Linked DNA regions of Mus musculus: region 1 is linked to region 2. Evidence: chromatin loops called from intact Hi-C (ENCODE). Cell type or tissue: left cerebral cortex. All regions are shown on one strand. Each heading gives the region's core, and the rest is flanking DNA. Links, peaks and the distances in the headings are about the cores only. Region 1 holds the start of Gm46405 (a long non-coding RNA gene). Region 2 has its middle 140 kb from the start of A330102I10Rik.

What was found. Peaks named below come from ENCODE experiments on the same cell type or tissue, not always from the same donor. Only the 100,000 strongest peaks of a DNase experiment are listed, where the experiment ranks them.
Region 1: a loop joins it to region 2, with 2.6 times the contacts of the local background. A loop is called at or near these places in 2 of 42 quality-filtered maps.

Annotation. Positions count from the first base shown.
Region 1 is chr13:28,958,334-28,961,242 of GRCm38, forward strand. Gm46405 (a long non-coding RNA gene) reads right to left here and starts at 2,340. Exons shown (of 2, transcript XR_001780882.2): 1 at 564-2,340. Gm52067 (a long non-coding RNA gene) reads left to right here and starts at 1,920. Exons shown (of 2, transcript XR_003950714.1): 1 at 1,920-1,995. In left cerebral cortex, for the core only: a CTCF peak has its summit at 1,380; DNase peaks (open chromatin) are centred at 195, 537 and 1,374; H3K4me3 peaks cover 1,638 bases; H3K27ac peaks cover 1,716 bases.
Region 2 is chr13:29,159,394-29,162,302 of GRCm38, forward strand. No RefSeq gene overlaps it. Among named protein-coding and RNA genes, the nearest start is that of A330102I10Rik, 140 kb to the left of the region's middle. In left cerebral cortex, for the core only: no CTCF peak of the experiment used is centred there; a DNase peak (open chromatin) is centred at 1,141.

The DNA.
Region 1 (2,909 bases), core at 168-2,667, 200 kb before region 2:
GCTGCGCGCTCTGCTTCGGCGGCGGCAGAAACACACGGTGCATGACCACAGGAGTCCCAAAGGCCAACCCTGCTCCTGAAAAGAAATGGTTTCCGTAGCCCGGCACGCCCGCCCCGTGGAGCTCAGCAACAGGGGTCCTGCCCAAGCTCGCCTAGGACTCCCGGTGCACCGGCCTCGCCTTGCCTCTCTGTGACTCTTACTGGGAGGAGCTAAATTGCAATCGACTCCGGTGGTGCTTTTCGGAGGAAAGTCTTTCCTACTGTAAACGTGGCTCGGGCGACGCTCGCAGCGGCGTTTCACCACTGCCTTCTGAGGAGGTTTACGGTCAGGAATGGGCTGGTGACGCCCCCCGCCCCCCCCACCTATTCCAGTTCCCGGGCCTCCTTGCAAGTGGCAGCTGGAGCAGCCACTCCAGGAGGGGGGATCTCGCCCAGTCCCTCCCCCTACGCACCCCTCCCCCGATTCCAGCCTGGACCTAGCCGCTGGGGCCCAGTTCCGCCACTGACCGGAACCGACAGCCATTTGGTTCCCTGGGTGCACTCGGGTGCCCAGCAGCCCCTTACCCTCTGTGAGCCTCTCCTGGACTAAATAGCGTGCCATCTGCATCGGTCTGGGACTCACGCTTCAGCTCTCACTGTGACTGCGGGAGGGGCAGTGCACGCACAGCGGCCAGGGCTTCTTCCCAGGGGCAGAACGAAGGAACCAGATAGTTCCCCACCTCCAGGCTCTAGCCTGATCAGGAAGATTGAGGTGTTTGTGTGTCCACAGAGGACCTCGAAGGCGCCCCAAAGCCCTTGCCGAGGGCGACGGGGGGAGGGTGGATAAAGGAAAGGCTGAGCGCACTTTCCTCCTTGCAGCCCCCACCCCGCAAACGGTACTCGGAATCGGAATAGAGCATCCTCTTCCCAGCCCAGCACCCCCAAACCATCTCTCAGTGGATTCCTTGTCCTCGAGACCACAGACACGTAAAAGCAATTACAGTTTGGAGTCCCAGGAGGCAAGCAAATGATTACGATTATGGAAAAAAAAAAAGCCGCCTAGAGTTCCCCAAATATTAGGGAACGAGGAGAGCCACCTTGAAGGCTAAGAGACGGGCGGGGACCAAGGGCATCCCGCTGGAGAGTGGTCCATGTAAGCCACGAAGTGTCAGAAAAGAGAATAGGGAGGGGAGCAAGTGCGAAGGCGTGTGTGCTGCTGCAGAGGGGCGAGCAGGCGATTGGGGTGGCTGCCAAGTGATGGGAGTCAGAGGAGGGGAGGAACGTGCTCGCCACGAGCAGCTGGCCCGGTGGCGGGTTCTGCCTGGCACTAGGGTTCCTTTTTTCCCAGCCTTTCACCTTCGGCTAACCGCGCGTGCGGACAGCACCGAGACACACATTGCGCTGGGGGCGCTCGCGGGCATAGGATGGGTGGGGTGCGGCAAGGACCAAAGAGCCCTGTGCCTCACACAGCGCAGGGCGCGCTGCACACCTGGCACCGGAGACTCACCATCTGTTCAGAGCTGCCTCCTGGGCCCAGGGGTGTGGCCAGGAAAGATAAGAGTACCCGTGGCAGCGACGACTCCACACCAACTGCCACTTCAACTGCCAATCAACGTAGTGAGTGCCCTACTGTGTGTCCCCCGCTCAGCTTAAGAGCCTTCGGTTGCAGTTCTCAGGAACTGCAAGCTACCAGAAAACCTTGTATATGCTGTAAAATAAATTCATACTGAACTGCCAGCAAAGCAGCTTTTGTAAAGAGGCAAATTTGAAGGCAAGAGGAGGGAGGTGTCTGGCCGAGTAACTGGAGACTAGTAGCTTATGATTTTTTTTTTTAAAAGAAGTCCTTGAAGCACAAGACTCTGTGGGCTGTTTGTCCCACACAGCCCAAGTGAAAAATAATTTCAAATGGTTTACACACCTAAATCTCAGCACTTGGTTGAGGCAAGAGCTTGTGGAAACACAAGTTGAAGGACAGCCTGGACTTACAGAAGCAGACTGCTTTAAGTTAGTTCCATAAGTAAGTTGATTTGGCTTGTCGGGACAAATAAATGAAGGCTCATCCTTACAACACTCAAATTTAACTCAATTTCACAAACATCATCTGAAATATCACTGTGTTGTACAAATGTCGAGTCACTTGTTTTTTTAAAGACAAGTTTGAATGCAACCCAGGCTGGCTTTGAACTATCTGAGCAGTTAGAATGACTTAGAACTCTGGATTCTTTTACCTCCTGCTTCTAAGAGCTGGCATTAAAGACTTGCTTGTGCCACCATGCATTGTGTAATGTAACCTTAAATGAAAGAAAATTTGTGTGTGACATTACCTACTATATATGTATTTTAAAAATCGACATCATTCCCAATGTACCATGTGTTAAAATCTATATAGTGTATAATACAAACCATACAATTTAAATATGCACGGTGCTAGGCTTGATGGCTCATGCATATAGTCCTAGCATCTGGGAGGTTGAAGTATGGCAAGCACTGAGTTGGAGGCCAGCCTGGGCTATATAATGAGTTCAAGGCCAGCCTAAGTTATCTAGCTTAGATCCTATCTCGAAACAAAAAGTCCAGCCAACCAACCACACAGACCATCAAGGCAACTGGGCCATCAGTTGAGTGGGTAAAATCATTTGCTACAACAAGGTTAATGACTTGAGTTTACTCCCCAGGACCTACATAAGAGAGCTAGATGTAGGTACCTGTCATCTCAGCACTCGAAAGTTAGACAGGAGGCAGGGACAGGCAACTCCTGAAAGGCTGTGAGCTGGTGGCAGAGACTCCTAGTGGCTGTGAGCTGGTGGTAGAGACAGGAGACTCCTGAGTGGTTGTGAGCTATCTAACCTGTGATAGTAAGCACAGCAGGAAAACTAACAGAGACCCTTTGTGAGAGCTGTCTCCCTAATGTTTTCTTCTGACTGTCATGCC
Region 2 (2,909 bases), core at 117-2,616:
TAGAAGGCTGGGGAAGCGGTTTCCAAGACAGCAAAGAGGGGAGAGAGTTCACAGAGAGTTGTGGACCAACAGGACAAGTTGAAGGGACGCAGATTTACATCCTGGGTTTGGTGGTGATGGGGGAATTCAGCTGGTGGGTCTCATTGTAATGTTTAGCTTTTCTCTTCTTTCAAGATGATGGTGAAGCATTGGATGGTTCATCATGATGGATGACACCATTAAGTTCGTCATCATAATGAGGGAAAGCCCTGTCATTTAGAAAGTTATGTGGGGGGAGGGGTGAGAGTCTTAGTTCATTCACCACAATTGCTGTAACAGAATAGGACCAACTGGGCATCTTAGAAATAAACAGAATTCTCTCTCCAAATTCTGGAGATGGAGAAGTTCAATTTCAAAGTAGTTGCAGTATCTGGTGAGGGCCACTTTCTGTCTAATAGGAGAAAACATGAGAGAATTCACTAGGGTTTCGGTATGTGTTCCTCAAGAGTGCATCTGTGGCGTGCACATTTGCATATGTATGTCCTATGTATGAGCACAGCGGCCAGAGGAGGACATAAAGTGTCCTGCTCAATCATGCTCTAACTTACAGCTTTGAGACAGTCTCCCACTGAGCCTGGAGCTAGATGAACAGCCAGCAACAAGCAGGGACCCTCCTTGGGCCACTCATGCAGCTTCTCTCAGCATTTTACTTGGGTACCGGGGATTAGAACCCGGGGCTTTGGGCTGACACAGCAAGTACCTTTCCCCACCAAGCCATTTCTCACGCTCCTCAAGGATCTCTTTCACAAGGGCACTAATCCTGCTTCTGAGAGCTCTCATCCGTGATCTAATTCCCCTCACACTGTACTCTCGAAGGTCTTTATAGAAATCAGAATTCTAGGAGGACAGAGCCATTCCTATTTGCTCTGCGGAGATATCCAGATAGGAACCGGTATCATGGAGTCCTCTGAGCAATGGTGGACATCCCTCTCTGAGCTGAATAGAGGTGCAGATACTGACGATCTGAAAGGGAGATGTTCATGTACATTCTCACTGTCTCCCACTACCAAAGGGAGAACAGACAAGGCAGGGGAAAAGCCACCACGTCTGTCTCCTATCATGTGTTCTTTGCCTGTGTCTCAGCATTTCTAATCTAAGCATCCCCTGGAGCCTGTTTCAACTCATGACTATGCTCACTTGCACTTCCCTTCCCACTCCCAGACATCCAAAATGGTTTCATAGCTTATGAGTTACTAGAGAAGACACATGGGTTGTTTAAATTCACAGTAATACCTACTGTATCTTTTGGTGGCATCTGAGATTACAGAGGAAAGAAAGAAGAATGTAGGAACAGCCAAGGCTACATGGACATTTTAAATCACTTTCAATTTATTTATTACCTTATTTTCTAGATTGGCAACTACTTCCAGGAACTGTATCTTAGTTAAGGATTGACTGCTGTGAACAGACACCATGACCAAGGCAACTCTTATAAGGACAATGTCTAATTGGGGCTGGCTTACGGGTTCAGCGGTTCAGTTCCTTATCATCAAGGCAGGAACATGGCAGCATCCAGGCAGGCACAGTGCAGGAGGAGCTGAGAGTTCTACATCTCCATCTGAAGGCTGCTAGCAGAATACTGGCTTCCAGGCAGCTAGGATGAGGGTCTTAAACCCAATCCCACAGTGACACACCTACACCAACAAGACCACACCTCCTAATAGTGCCACTCCCTGGGCCAAGCGTATACACACCATCACAGCTCAGCAAGCAAAGGTAACTGTCACACCCACAGATGACCTGAATCTGACCCCTTCAAAGGCCCTCTGAACTTCATACATACATATATAAGCAAATACTTGGAAAAAAAAAAACAAAACACCACCAACAACAATAACAAAACCCTAGAAAACTATTTCCAAGAAAATCAAGGATTTTTTTCCTTAATGAGAAGCACAATGTGGCATTCTATCATTGGGGCTTCATAAAACACATTTTGGCAATTGAGAAAACTAATTAAGCTAATTTTGTATATCAATCTCATTTCAAAACCTGAGTTCTAAAGTCACAGAAAGTCTCTATTATTCCACTTTCTCCATATAAGAATAGATTTGGACTTCAAAACATTTTGGGAATCTGGTTGTGGTGAGGCAGGAGAATTGCTGTAAGGTCAAGACCACGCTGAGCAACAGGGAGTTCCAGGCTAGACTTGGCTATGAAGTAGACCCTGTCTCAAATAGAATAAAACTAGCAGAGAGGGGGGCGGGGCTAGAGCTCAGTGGTGGCAGACAGTTCATCTAGCTTGTGTGAGGCCTTGGTTTCAGAGTGCAGCACCTCACACTGGTAAGGAAAGGGAAGCTGCTTTTCTTGTGTGTTTTTAGATGTGGGAGGGAGTATGCTACCAAACTATCAGATTAAAAAAAAAAAACAAAAAAACAAAAAAACAAAAAACAAAAAAACCCGCCATGGAAAGAGAAGCTTGACTTTAAAGGAGGTAACAGGTTAGTTAGTTCATGTAAACACAGTTTGTTAATGAAGGGACTTTGCTGAAGATACAAAACAAAACGATATCCAGGGTCATGAGTTGCAACTTCGGAGGGCAGTAGCATTTTCCCAAGTCCTTCCCTTTGCACATGGGAAACCGGCAGCAACAACACCAGCCCGTGAAAGCAATAAATAAGGTAAGGCTTAAATAAGGTAAGGCTTTCAAAGCATCTTCAGTGGTTCCATGCCAAGCTCTGAGGCTGGAAGTGGCACAAGCTGTGTTTAAAGACATGACCCTCCCCTGTGGCCCTGTGAACACAAGGGACCCCTGAGGATGGCGACTGCTCCCTAGCTCCATCCGTGACCTGTGTCCAGTCACAGGAGAGAAGGTCACCCATCCATTAAAGGTCGACAAAGAGTCGTTCTCGGCTGTCCCAGCTGCCAGC